Regions from separate parts of the Homo sapiens genome. Here region 1 is linked to region 2. The links are chromatin loops, found by intact Hi-C in ENCODE. Cell type or tissue: heart left ventricle. All regions are shown on one strand. Links, peaks and the distances in the headings refer to the core of each region. The heading gives the core; the rest is flanking DNA.

Region 1 (7,374 bases), core at 950-5,949, 1.4 Mb after region 2:
ACCCACTAGATTCCTGCATTCTCCATGCTACACGTTCGGACTCATGGCCCCACCCCCATTTCCACCTCCTCCAAATTTCCCATCACCCACTTCCCAAACCAGGAAGGTCTAAATCTGGAATAGGCCTGTGGCATAACCAGGTAGACACAGCCGATCTTGACTTTGAATATTTCCCTAGGACAGGCTGACCTAGGCTGACCATCTCCAGATAGTCACACACTTGAATGGCCAGATGAGTAACACACACTTGAATGGTTTATTTTTACAAGCTGAAGATTTGAATGCTATCTCTCACTCTGTTGCTTTGAATCAACAAAATAATAATTAACTAGGTACAATGATTTCTGCTTCACAGTGGCCTTAGGAATATTAGATGCTTAGTCTCATGGAGAGCTAACTTTCGTTTGCATCCAGCCACCAAATTTGAATCTGAGTCACCAGTTTACTTTGTTTCGAATTTTCCCTTCAGTTTGGCTGAACATACAGATGGCTTCCAGTACTCTACTGACCAAAACAAAGAAAGCTGGAGTTGTCTCAACTTTGTGAACCAAGCTTCAAAATTCTGGTTTGCATCAATAGACTCTGTTAGAACCAGCCTGAGCCAGCTACCCAGGGAACAAGGCGTTGACTCCTTGGCATCCTGGCATCCATGTAGGTCCCAGTCATCAAGGATCCTCTCCCAGCAAGGCCGGTATGAGCAGTAGCATACCTGTGAGGAGCAGGCAAAAATCCTTCTCACAGAGGAGAAAAGGACCCCAAACAGGCAGCAAAACAGGTAATTCAGGCAGCCTTCTGAACATTTGTGAAAACCTATGCATGTGGCATTACATCTGAGACAGAAAAAGCATTTGAATCTTTTAAGGCAGTGAAAATTTTGAAGACAGAGTTATGGAATGAAGAGTTGAGGCAATTTGGGGTGGGAGAGGGAATACAACTATCTTCACGTTCCTTGCCTTTCAATCCACCTAATCCCCTCCAACATAATGTATTTTTGAAATAAGAAATGTCTTTGCATATAGCCTTCCCATAGACTTGATTGAAATGTAAAACTTTGTGATATGGATTTTTATTTTTTTGAGACAGAGACTCTATCTTCCAGGCTGGAGTGCAGTGGCGTGATGTCAGCTCACTGCAACCTCTGCCTCCCAGGTTCAAGCGATTCTCATGCCTCAGCCTCCCGAGTAGCTGCGACTACAGATGCACACCACTACACCTGGCTAATTTTTGTATTTTTAATAGATATGGGGTTTTGTCATGTTGGCCAGGCTGGTCTCAAACTCCTGACCTCAGGTGATCTACCCGGCTCAGCCTCCCAAAGTGCTGGGATTACAGGTGTGAGCCACTGTGCCTGGCCTGTGATATGGATTTTATGAGCAGATGGTTTTGATTCAAACCTCGTCTCTGCCACTGATTAGCTGTGTATGACTATGGGCATGTGAGTTGAGTTTCCTGTGCTTCAGTGTCCACATCTGTAAAATGGGGATAATACAACTAATTGTGTCATAAGTAGTTGCTAGAGTTAAATTATATGACAAATAAATGAAGGAGGAGCCTGCCTGGATCACACAGCTAAAAGGTTCTTCAGATAAGAGGTAATACTTGATGCTATAGGTTTTAATATGAGAAGTGATAGGATACAGATATAATAATTGGCCTGATGTGGTTCACTTGTTTCCAGTTGTTTTCCTGGCCCTACATGGCTAATATCAGAATAGCCATGGGCTTTGTTATTTGAATGAATATATATATATATACACATATATACATATACATATACACACACACACACACACCCTAAGACACACCCTATTTACACACACTTGTAGGGTATTTTATATATATGTGTGTGTGTGTGTGTGTGATGTATAGATAATATAAAGATACAGCTATATACAGTTCAGTCTGGGACCAGAGTTGGCGGCGGCCAGAAGGCCTAGCGCTGTTCCATTCAGGCTTGGCCTGTTCCTAGCTGGCTGGGCTTGGTCAGGGCTCTTAACCTCACTGAGCCTCAGTTACCTCAGCAACAAAAAGCTGACTATAGTAGAGGCTGGGACAACTCTCCTGGGATGAGCTCTGCTCTGCCCCAGAGAGAATCTGCATTTAGCCATCCAAATGATCCGATTTATCTCCTGAGTCCTGTCTGGGACCACAGCTGGTGGCCAGAAGGGCCAGCCCTGTTCCATCTAGGCCTGGCCTGTTCCTAGCTGCCTAGGCTTGGTTGGACAGGGCTCTTAAATTCGCTAAGCCTCAGTTTCCCCAGTAGCAAAAAGTTGACTATAGTAGTATTTCTGTCTTGTCGGCGTTGTTAGGCTGTAAAAGAGATAAGGCACGTAAGCGGCTTAGCTTTGAGCAGGGCTCCTGACTTATGTCAGCTCTCCTTCTTTCTGTTATTCTTCCTATCTTTTCCAAAAGAACTTTTGTAGCTGTTGACAATCAACTTTGTTGGCAAACATTAGGACTAGGCTAAATTCGCTCCAGAGGAAAGTCTAGAGATGGGAAGGTCAAAAATGGAAAGGCTTTGATTCTGTCAGGACTGGGGGAGCAGAGATGAGCAGCCAGGATAGATGGAGCAGTGCAGTGAGGTGGGAGCCGGAACTGCTGAGCACAAGCCCAGCCTTGGCCGAGGTTCCGGTTGACGCAGTTCTCAGGTCAGCCAGATCACCGCAGCCTTGCTATCGACCCAATGCGAGCTTGAGGCTTGGTCCCTGAGTCCTTAACGCACTAGGAAGCATTTTCTCCCTCTAGTGCCTGCTAGTGCTCGCCACATTTCAAAGAGGCAGCTGCCAGCCTGTCTCACCTCTCAGACATCAACGTGCAAATCAAAGACTCTGGGGCTCCCCGCAGAGAAAACCGAGTCCAGATGCATTTGGGTGGGACCCGCTTTTTCCCTGCCCACAGGTGAGCCTTAAAACAATCTACCTCCAACACGGCCTCAAGGCCTCCCTATCAAGCCAGAGCTTTGCTTTCTTGAATTCTTGAAGTTATTACCGCCCTCTCCAACTCCACCTCCAACCTGTTCCACTCTGCAGGAAGCCCAGGAAGCCATGGAAGGACCAGACAGCGGGGAATCCTCCCACACCCCATCTTCCGGCACACAGGAAAGGAACAGAACTTTGTTTTGCAGAAAAGTAGATGTAGGTGTAAGTGTCTGGGAGTGGGCGCCGGGGGTTGCAACATGCCCTCCAGCTCTCAGGACCCAAGAGCAATGCTTCAGTTGCCGGACGCCTCCAGGAGCAATGGGCTTTTCGGTTGCAAAACCAACCTTATGTCTAGCAAACCCTAAAGGAAGCTGAAGAATCCCCTAGGAAAAGGGATCAATTGGAGTAATATTGGAGTGTGATGGATGCCAACCCCTCCCCAACCATCTTCCACCCTTCTTACCGGCGCCGACGCCCTGGGGCACACACACACTATAGGTGAATCCCAAACAGCTGTAAGGTTTCCCGACCCTGCCGCTGAGGGCCAGGCCCCACGCGGTTTCCTCCTCTCCAGGACTGTTTTCTCCTTCTCCTTCCCCTCCCCACATCCCCGGCCTGCCCTTATATTGCAATCTCAACTCCTCTGGACAGTACTTTTGAGACACACTTATTTCTACCACGCACCTTGCGGGTCGCTGGGGGTCCAGCGTGGGCGTGGAAGTCTCTGCCTTCTCCGCCAGACCTGCGTGGGCAAGACTGAGCATCCCCAAGTCCATGGAGTACCCTCCGGGCCCAGTGCGCTCGCTCTTCTCAGCAGCACTCTGGACACCCTCCCAGCACTGGTGAGGTGCATTCTAACCTCTTAATTCTTTTATTTCCTTTGAAGGTTTTTTTTTTTTTTTTTTTTTTTTTTTTTTGAGACGGAGCTTCACTCTTGTCTCCCAGGCTGGAGGGCAATGGGGTGTTCTCGGCTCACTGCAACCTCCGCCTCTCAGGTTGAAGCGATTCTCCTGCCTCAGCCTCCCGAGAAGCTGCGATTACAGGCGCCCACCACCACGCCTGGCTAATTTTTTTTGTATTTTTAGTAGAGATGGGGGTTTCACCATGTTGGCCAGGCTGGTCTCGAACTCCTGACCTCAGGTGATGCGCCCGCCTCGGCCTCCCAAAGTGCTGGGATTGCAGGCGTGAGCCACCGCACCCGGCCTCCTTCGCAGCCCTTTTAAGCTAGCCGTGGGGACCCGATTTGGGGCGGCGGTGTGGGAAGACCGTCTTCCCTCCGCCATCCAGCCACTTCTTTCACCCTGTTGAGCCCCTGGAGACCGCACCCAAAGCAGTGCTGAAATTCGGGAGCCCGTGGCTGTCCTGGGGAGCGTCAGAGTCTACGGTTTGCTCTCTGTGCCTGTGGAGCTCTGTGGAGACCAAGAAGGGTCTACAAGACGCGAGGAGTAGCAAAGCAAAGGATTGGGCCCTCTTGTCCAAACGAGAACCCTGCTGAGGGATAGAGCAGAGCAGACAACGGGTGAGAGAAGTGAACAAAGGTTTGGCAGGCCAAGGAAAGAGGCCAGAGGCTGTGTCTGAAAAACCGAGGTGGCGGATCCTGCAGTTCCCAGGTTCTTCCCCCGCTCGCAGAGCGGGAAACCGGGGCTGAGGAGATGGATCCCAGCGGGACTGGGCGCCTGGGGCGGGGCGGGGAGCACAGGACTGAGCGTCTCACTCAGCAAGGAGCCCCAACGTCGGGCTCCTAGCTCCGGGCCAGGAAGCTTTCCCAGTTCCTTAACGCGAGTATGTTTCCGGAGAGGTCTTGCCAAGGCTGGGCAAAGGGGGTGGGGAAGGACGGCGGGCAGCTTCCCAGCGTCCAAATCAACGGAGAGAGGGAGGGCAGAGCCCTTGGTCGCGCGCAGTTGACTCCCGACCACGTATTGATTTTCTATGTCTCTGCAATTTCAGGTCCTACCCTGTCCCTTATTCACGTTCAGCTTCGGGTTCTGGCCCACTAAGGGTCCCCAGTACCCCTAGGCAAGCCCAGGGACACCGAACGCCCGGAACGAATTCACCTGAAAGCAGGTTCCTCGAGCCCCACCCGAGGACCCAACCAGCCCTGTGTCCCCATCCCCTTGGGGCAGCTCTATCTAGCAGGCAACCAGTGACTCCAGGAGGAGCTTAGGCAACTGCTGGCCAGGAACGCAACTTTTTTTTGAAACGCATTGCTGTCCCCTTGCAAGGTGTTATTACAGCAATTCAATTACAGTAAATGGCGCGCATCGTCCTCGCAGCTGGAAAGTCGGTAACTAACTGTGACCGAGCGGTGTAAAAGAATCCGGCTAGACAAACACTACTGTTATTTTCCCCCTTCCTTCTGAATTTTCTCCTTTCCGTCTTCTCTCCGTATTAATTGTGGCTCTACCACAGGTTAATTAACTCCAAAGAGCTTAGTCTATCTGGACAGAAACACACTGAGAAATTGGCAAGAGATCCTAAAAAATGGAACGTGGCGTCAAAAAGATTGCCCGAAGTTCCTCGCGTTCCCTTCCGTGGCTAAAGTCCTTGCCTTCAAGGAACTCAGCTTCAGTCCTCTGTGGCAAAGACTCCTGGGGGTGTGGTCATTCAGGCTTAGATCTGGGCTTAGACCATGAAGCCTCCTATGGGGAGTGGTGCCCACTAAATCCCACTTGGCGTGGTCTGCAGGCATCCAAGGAAAGGTCAAGTCTGCTCCTGATGTGTTTCCACTCCTAGTTCATTGGCGATACCTCGCCACTTGTGTTATAGCACGAGCATTTCATGCTAAACTTTAAATAGCATTCCATGAAATTAATACCAACCAAAGGGGGAAAAAAGGCAAGATGGGGGTTGGGGAGGTGGCGGCTGGCTTTCCAGGGTGGCGGTAAATCGTGACTGTACTCCATATGTTAAAATCCGGAGGGAGAGCTGGAGGAAGGGGAGAATCCCTCACCAGTCAGCCTCTGCAATCATTTAAATAAAGGTAAAATTAACATTCGCTCCTTTGAAGTTAGAGTGAAGATGGCTTAAAAGAGGATTTTATTTAGTGGGTGTCATATCAAAACGAGAAGAAAGGCGATGCCTCGCCTGGAGATTTTAGTTTCATAATATTTTTTAAAACATTATTTTAGAAAAGGCCAAAATGGCAACTCAGGTGTCCCACCGCGTTCTCACGGTCCCCTAGGGCTGTGGACCTCTCCCTACAGGCACGGAATGCTCAGTTTTCTCACGCTGGGGGTAGAACAGCCAGAAGATGCCTCCGCAGGTTCCTTTCTCCCAACTCTACATTTGACTAGGACCCGGAGTGTGTTTGTGTCTGACTCCTGGAGGGGGCAGGACCCAGGGCACTGCGCTTGGGACCTGGCCTGGGCCACGGCTGCCCAGCCTCTAGCCCCCCTTGGCGGCCCACCTGCGCCTGGCGCGTTTCTTGATACCAGTGGCGCCCCCCACAACCAGCGTGTCGGGTCAGGAGGGGTAGAGCAGATAAGAAGGTTGCACTCGGGGTGTCCCGACTCGGGGCCAGCCAGACAGGAGCGAGCTGGGGCCCAGCCCTTGATACAGCTCCTGACGGCCCCGGAGCAGACTGTGCGGCGACCGCCCTGCCCCAGGCGCACCGGAGAGCTCTAGCCCTTGCGCAGCCAAAATGGTTAGGGTTGTTTTCGGCTTTGTTTGCTTTTAAATCTATAGGCGCCGTTTCATCTCAAGCTCTGCTCAGCCTCTGACCTCCTGTTCGCAATTCTCCTCTGGACCCTGACTTTTTTGGAGGGGGGCGGGTTAAAGTGAGAATGGGATGGAGAGAGAAATGTTACTCGCCTGTCCTTGGGTCCCAGGGCTGGCGATGGCAGGAAAAGGGGACCCATCACTATAACCGGAGGTCGCCGGCCGCCTGTGATCTGGGGTTGCCGCCCTCGTCCCCCGCCCCCTGGAGTTCCTGTGTAAAAGTTTCAGAAAACACATCCCGCACAGGTCCCTAACCGGGTCCAAGTTGCCTGGGTCTCGCCGCCCTTCCTGGCTGGAGAAAAACCCTGTTTTGTGAGCAAAGTAGACGGCCCTCAAGACCGCTTCTTGTAGTGTTTTTACGGAGGCTCCTGCCAGCTCTGCATTCTCACGAAGAGTTATCCCAAGACCTCCCACATCCACCAGAGGAGACCTGAATCCTTCTCCGGCCTAGTTCAGGGGACATCCCGGGCACGCAGCACGCCCGCGGTGGCGTGCATCCCAGCGAACCCTAGCCAGGCTGCGCGGCCTCCCTGCTGGGGCCAGTTCGCGGCTCAGGCTCCGAGGCGGCACTGTCCCTACTCGGCCGAGGGTCCCCTCCTACCTCTCCCTGCTCCCTTGCGGTCATCCTGTCGCCCGTTTTTCTCTTCTGGTGCTTCTCCTGGACACCAGGACGGGCCCCACCGTATTTACTGCACAAAACCCCACTTTTAAAGCCCGGTTAGGGGCCTCCGTCCTTTGT
Region 2 (7,374 bases), core at 1,383-6,382:
TTTTTTTTTTTGAGACGGAGTCTTGCTCTGTCACCCAGGCTGGAGTGCAGTGGCGCGATCTCAGCTCACTGCAAGCTCCGCCTCCCGGGCTCACGCCATTCTTCTGCCTCAGCCTCCCGAGTAGCTGGGACTACAGGCACCTGCCACCACGCCCGGCTAATTTTTTGTATTTTTTAGTAGAGACGGGGGTTTCACCATGTTAGCCAGGATGGTCTCGATCTCCTGACCTCGTGATCCACCCGCCTTGGCCTCCCAAAGTGATGGGATAACAGGCATGAGCCACCGCGCCCAGCCGGAGGAGTGGTTTTCATGCCATGTGGTGCCTGTCTTGGAGGAAGCAAGATTCGGGAGACATTAAAGAATGAGCAGCCCTTTGTCTGCTTTTCTGAGTGTTTTGTCTCTGGGCTGTGTCCCCGCAAGTCAGGCATAAACAGTAGGCCCCAAAGTGAGTGGCGACTCCTCAGTAACAAACTTCCACAATGATGCACAGTTAATCAGGATCCCCTTTTGATTTCAAGCACTATTGTTAAAAATTGTTCTCTGTGCTACTTGAATTCCTATTAATCTAAGTTAATTCTTTTGAAACCTTAAATATTGTGGCATCTTAGTGTCATGGTAATCTATTTTTTTCTCTTATAGATGAGGACATAGAAAGATGAACTTAAAGCTGAAAAGTGAACTTAAAGCTGGAAAAAATGAAGCAATCTCAGCTATGATAGCTGTAATAGAAAAATGGAGTTTTCCTCAGTTTTTCTTCCTCAGAATAAATGGGATGATCCTGATGGCTGTTTAAGTGGAGAGGATTTGTTTGGTAAGCACTTCAGGATGAAGATGCATACTTTAATAGATTCCCAGATGAGGAAGCACCTATATCTATGCTTTCCATCTGCTACTTCTTTGGGAAAAAATGGAAGACAGAAATAGCAAAACTTGTAGTCGCTCCAAATACATCCTCAGATAGAGCACAAAATATAATAGACAAAAGCCCTACTAAACCAAGTTTATGTTTAATGAAAGCAAGGGCATAAAAGAAATACATAATGTCTAAAGTAGATACATCAAGAAATAGCAGTACCTGTGCAAACAACATCTTTAGAGATTATAGAAGTAACTGCTGAAAGGGAAAAATCAATGGAGTTAAGAGTTCTAGGGAAAAACCGGGTGTGGTAAAGCAGGAAGCTCAGGTCTTTCTTTCTTAAAATGTGTTTTCATTTATAATTCTATAACATGAAATATGGATTTCAAAACAAAACTTCAATGAAAGAGAATGAGAGATAGAGCAAGAGTAAGAGAGAGAAAGAGAGAGGCTCGGAAAGGTGAATGAATGAGCCTAGGAGTTTGGAGGAACTTGGATGAAGGGGGAAGAAGTAGTACAGTATAAGGAGAACAATGACCTATTACTTGGTTTCATTAGTGCAGGCTCATGATAGGAGACTGAAGCAGGAGAGAGGGGCATATAGCAGAAAACATGGAAACTTCCACCTGCTGTTTCCATTGCATTTTTGCAAGTCTTCCTGTGTGTCAGGTATGGCTGCTGGTGCTGGCCTTGGAGGATCTGCATTGGCTGCGGTCTGCAGTTAGGTCCAGACTGCCAGTCCCAGCGCCTTAGAGACCTCTGGAAATCAGGCGAGGAGACCAGCCGTCTGAGAGAGCTCCACTCTCTGGCTGCCCCTGCCAGAGTGCCCAAATAAGGTATTTTTTGAAATCAGCCTTCATTAGTGCCTGTTTCTCTTATTTCTGGTTCCCATCTATTTTATAACTTTGTTATAAAAATGTGCTGTTCCAGGCCCTAACATTTAGCCAGAGGTTGGAAGTCTTAGCTGGTTCTTATGACATGTATCAGAAGAGGATTGTTTTACTTGTTAGGTGACTTTTGGGTTTTCCTACATCAATGGACTTTTTAAACCATTGAATTTTGTTTTTAGTATTTAAAAACTCATTTATTTTAACGAAATATTGAAATTTTGGTGAATGTTCAATTTGTCTTTTTTTCCTAGTGGGAGAGATATTGACCCCTTTCTCAATGAGCTGTTCTGGATTAAGCAAAAGCTGTCAATATTGGTCCAATTTTCAGGAGTTAAAAATGAGTTATTTGATCCCAGTACATACAGGGTTTTATTAAAACTAAATAACTCTGACCTAAACATCTTCATTCTGGGTTGTGCCAAGGAACAGAAAACGTGGACTGTATACCGGAGCTGTGTCAGTCTGTGCCAGTCCCAGGATGCGCTGAGACAGGCTCAGGGACATGGTGTCACCTGCTTGATGCCTTCACGGCAAAGGGTGGAGCCAGCAGCAGACAGAGGTCCTGGCTCAGCTCAGTGGCTCCAAAAGTTGCTGCAGAGCTTGGGCGGAAGACGCAGGCTCTTTCTCTTCTCTTCTGCTTCCACCTTCTCTTTGATTCAGAATGTGGCTTCCTCCTCAATAGGAAGAATGTCTCTTAGGAGAAGATCTGAAGCCAAGATGGGGGCAGTGGGAAGGGACATTTTGCAAGAGGATTCCTAATTGTCCAAAAGCACTGAGACTCCTGCTAAGATGATGTCCTCTGGGAGCTGAGGGTCCTGCTGGAGGAGAGGATCTCCTTTGCCTACGTGAAGAGCAGAAAGGGCAGAAGATGAGCTTCAGTTGCAAATGACAATTGATTGAATGATTGTATTATTAGAACTGATACTTGTTTCGTGGTTATTTATGTCATAGATTTAATTTGTATCATATATTTGTACTAATTATTTTTATTGATGATAATCATAGGAAGAGCTGTCACATCAAGGTTTTGTCATGTGCTAGGCACTGCACAAAGCACTTGAATGACATCCTTGAAACTTTTCCCATACTGATCATACTGGAGGATGTCCAGAGAAATACAGAAAAGTGGTTTGGAGGGGAGTAGCTGATGGTAAGTTAAATAAATAATAATAAAATTAGCCAGACGTGGTGGTGCATGCCTGTGGTCTCAGCCACTTCGGAGGCTGAGGTGGGAAGATTGCTTGGACCTGAGAGGTCAAGGCTTCAGTGAGCTGTGATCCTGCCACTGCACTCCACCCTGAGCAACAGAGTGAGACTCTGTCTGAAAAATAAATAACTACACAAATAATATTGATCAATAACAGATACAAGACCACTATGAAATTGGAAAAGATAGCAGAATTAGGATACAAATGTATGACAGGCTGGAACCATGAACCATCACCAATAAGAATATATCTTAGATCACTGAATGAATGTATGGATATTTTCTTAGTTTCAAAAATACAACTGCATATGTCTATTAGGGGAGCATAGCTTAGCAGCCAGTAGCACAGATAGAAAGATCTAGGAGATTTCCTGAGTGCAAGTTATTACATGGTGTGTATAGCTGCCAAAATATTGACTGTGACCTTTGGTTGCATTGACAAAGGTAGAGCATGCAAAGGGAGGTGCTCTATCTATTCTGCGGAGTATTTTCTTTCAGATGCAGCATTTAATGAGAAAAGTATGTGAAAGAGTTTGTTCAGAGGACAGCTATCTGGCTTTTGATGGGACTTCAAACCACATCAGATGTGGAGCTAATAAAGAAAGGTAGGCTGCTTAGATTGAAGAAGGGACTGAGCGAATGAGAGGGAGAGAGAAACAGAAACAGAGAGAGAGAGAGAGAGAGAGAGAGACAGTGTGTGTGTGTGTGTGTGTGTGTGTGTGTGTTGGGTGGGTGGGTGGGAAGAGATAGGAAGGGCTTGAGCATTGCCCTCCGAATTCTGAAGAGTTTAAGAGAAAATCAGCATCCTCTTTATACCAGTGGAGGCCAAGGCAAAGCCCAGGAGGTGGTATTTACAGGTAGATCGAGTTCGGTTCAGATTAGGGAAGTATTTTCAAACATTTGGAACAACTGCCAGAGTAATGAGTTGTTCCAGTAGAGCTTTCAAAGTGTTTTCTTTTGAAAATTCCTTAATTTTATAAATTTAAACCTGTACCTTTAAATCATAATATTTGAGCAATGGTCAGTAGATGGCGGTAGGATACCATAGATTTTACCAGTGGCAGCTGGACTTTCACCCTTCAATATGCTGGAAGTAGATGATTTTTTTCTAATTATTATTGGAAGGTGTATCCTAATCTATTGTTCAGAGAGAAATTGCTGATTTGAAAAACAGGAAATAATACTTCCTAATTAAATAGACGATAATGAGTAACAAATACTTTTATGTTGCCTGAATGCTACCATGCTGTTTCTTTATTGGCCTCTAGAAATTTGTGGTAGGAAGTGTGTGTGTGTGTGTGTGTGTGTGTGTGTGTGTGTGTGTGTGTAAATGAAAGGTCTGGTTTGTTTTAAATAATTCCAAAATGTGATATACTAATTTTGTGTAAAATTTTAAAAATACATGACTGAATTGAATAGAAAATATTTCTATGAAGCATTGCATTGAAAAATCTTATTTTCTTCTTTATACTAGCACCTTTTTGTACTTAGACATTATGAATTTTAAAATAAAAGTGTGCATTCTTCATAAATGCGCTGAATTAATTATTTTTTCCTAGTAGTTTGTAAAATAAAGTTTGTTCAGGAATGGTCAGCTTGGGAGATTTTTATCTGTGTGAGATTTTTCTCTCCCTTTGAATTTTTTGGGGAATTTTGTAATAGAGGAAGGGCCTGTATTTTTAGACACACAAGCCTTAATAAATATTCTTTAAAAGTGGATGTATGTCCAAAACATGTGGAAAATAAAACATGTTGATGTTTAATTTGGAAAGAGGAAGATAATGCTGATGCCACCCCTTCCCCACTTTTTTTTGTTTTTCAGAAAGTGTAGCATGATATTCTTGTGTGTTAGGTTCTTAAGTATCTAGCATAGCAACACCTTTTTCCCATCTAACTCTGAGCAGCGTATTTAGGCTGGCTGCCTGTCTAAAAAGTTGTTTGTGGAGAGCAGTTAGTCACAAAAGCACATGTGGGTCCCTTATTCCTCTTCAATTCTAAGCAGTGAATATACCCCGGGCTTCCAGGGAGACAAATTGTTTTAATTTGCTAACATTTTGGGACTCTCCAGGACTGTGAGAAGCTAATTTCCAAGTTTTGGGACACCCCTGATAGAAGCTTAGGCAGACATTTTCTAAGATTATCTCTGAGACAAAAAAAACAGGCAAAATATCAATTTCTGCACGAGTCTCATGCAAACCATACAGTCCATTCAAGCACGTTCTTTTTCCCATTCATTTTCTCTCCCTCTTTCTCTCTCTTTCTCGCTCTCGTTTTTATTTCAATTGATGGGATCCATGAACAGAGTTGTACTCCCCTATGGAGTGAATGGAAGCTGGGAGATCAACGCCCTATCACAGAAAGGCTGTGTGACCCTCGCCAGGTCCCTGGGCTTTCTGAATCTCTGCTTAGTCATCAACAAATTTGCTCTTCTGCTGATGGAAATTTGGCCAAGAATTATGAAACGAATGTCTGAAAATTTTTCTTGTTACTCCCATAACAAAAAGCTCTATGTAAAAAGAAAGTAACGTGCTGGTATCTAGAACTATCAAAGAATTTCTTCTTTAGCTAGTAAAATAATCATAACTAATGGTCATCTATGAATTTTCCCTACAAAATCTTTATATCACCCTTTAAAGGAAAAACTCAGACAGGACTAAATGTTCTTTTTTATTTTAGCAAATAACGCTAATGTTCTTTTTCTATTTTATATACATATGTACACACACACACACAGGCCGCAAGCACACACAGACACATATATTATTCTTCCTATATGTGTAGAAACAACGTATAAAAATATGTTGTACATTTTTTTCTTGCTTCAGTGTTTCTGCATGGGTTAAAAATGTAACAAAGTAAAATTTAAGCTCTTTCATGCAAGCATTAGTTCTTTAATATATAAATTTTTATCAGTTAAGTACTGCTTTAAGGAATACTTTTTCTTGCTTTCTTTTTTTTAAAATTGAATATTATTTAATGAGAGGCTGGAATCATATGTACTTCTTTAATGAACATGTAATGTAAAACTTTTAGAGACTTGCTTTAAATAAGAAACTTGCTAAGATATCTGAACAGTTGTATACTGATTTCTAGATTATCAAATTGAAACTCAAAGGTACGTTGCGTTTTTTTAAAAAAATCTCTTGATGTGACAGAATTTGTCAGTAAGCAAATATTATGCTCATAAAACAATTTTTTGGAGAGTATCATGATAGAAGTATTGCACAGCACACAAGTTGTTCAACTTGAACTCATAAAACATCATATTATTTACTTGTCTTTTCCTTTGAAAAATAGTTAATTATTGAAGCACTGAGAACATTTTACATTCCTGGCTTGTGGTTGCGTCTTGCAAACGTGAGACTAATGAGAGCAAGTTCTCACCCCAACTCTGAACTTGCTGACTTATCTGATTTAAAATCCGAGCATTTGAACATTGGTGAGTTATTTTAAATAATGATTCTATTTTGTTGTTGCTGCTGTTTCATGAAGAGTGATTTTTTTTTTTTAATTCAACAAAGACAATGCCTTGGATCTGATGTAGGAGAAAAAGGAGTGATGGGTCTGGCAGACATCTATGGCATGTATATTTATTTAACGGTTTGCTATAATGCTTATTATTAATGATGACAATCATGAACTTGCATGCATTGTTTATTTTGTAAATACACATAATGGAGCTTTCAAAAAAGGAGATCAGCTGCCCCTTGCAACGATGGCCGTCTGCTGGGGAAGTAACTACTCAGAGACCCTTTGTGACTTGGGTTCCTGACCCAGTCCATTTCACTATTAATGCTCTTGGAACATTTTGTGAAGTCCATTTATAATTTCCCTGCTCCGAGCATCTAAAATGAACTGCAGGTCTACGTTACATCTACATGGTAGATTAGATTTGAGTATCTATAAGTGGATTTGAACACCAACAGTACCTGCAAAACTAAATATGCATTAAATGCCATGAAGTTCTGGTCATAAAATGCAAAAAGGATTTCCAAGTTCTTGGGGGATTGGGGACACTCTTCAGATAGGACATAGGTAATTTGATTAACATGCACCTTGAATCTACTTTGTTTTGATTCTGAAGAGCAGAAATAAAATGGGCAAAAACTCTACATGAAACCGGAGGCATCTCAGTTTATTTCAGTACTTTTAATTTTTATTTTATATCTTTATGGCAACTTATAAAACTTCTACTGGACATTTGGGCTTCATTTTGACCTTTCCATGCTCTTTCCCTAGATCTGAATTATTTGGCTTTAGTGAAAATGGAAGGAGTACAATAAAAAGAAGCTCAGTCCGAGGGGCACACCTATTCCTGCATTAATTCCGGATTTAATCGTGTGCTACCTGAACTCTGGGACAGCCAGCTTGGCGTTTATATATCTCTCTCATTGAAAGTCCAAAAATCCCAGGGAAACATT

Evidence for each region. Hi-C counts contacts between places; a loop is a spot of excess contacts. Peaks named below come from ENCODE experiments on the same cell type or tissue, not always from the same donor. Only the 100,000 strongest peaks of a DNase experiment are listed, where the experiment ranks them.
Region 1: it touches region 2 in a loop (4-fold over the local background); 3 of 110 quality-filtered maps call a loop at or near these places.

Annotation. Positions count from the first base shown.
Region 1 is chr15:96,365,744-96,373,117 of GRCh38, reverse strand. LOC101927263 (a long non-coding RNA gene) reads right to left here. Exons shown (of 5, transcript XR_007064788.1): 4 at 510-709. Among named protein-coding and RNA genes, the nearest start is that of SCDAL, 27 kb to the right of the region's middle. In heart left ventricle, for the core only: no CTCF peak of the experiment used is centred there; a DNase peak (open chromatin) is centred at 3,597; H3K4me3 peaks cover 669 bases; H3K27me3 peaks cover 3,829 bases.
Region 2 is chr15:97,751,927-97,759,300 of GRCh38, reverse strand. All of the region lies in intron 1 of LINC00923 (long intergenic non-protein coding RNA 923), which reads left to right. Among named protein-coding and RNA genes, the nearest start is that of LINC00923, 120 kb to the left of the region's middle. In heart left ventricle, for the core only: a CTCF peak has its summit at 3,986 (motif pointing right); no DNase peak of the experiment used is centred there.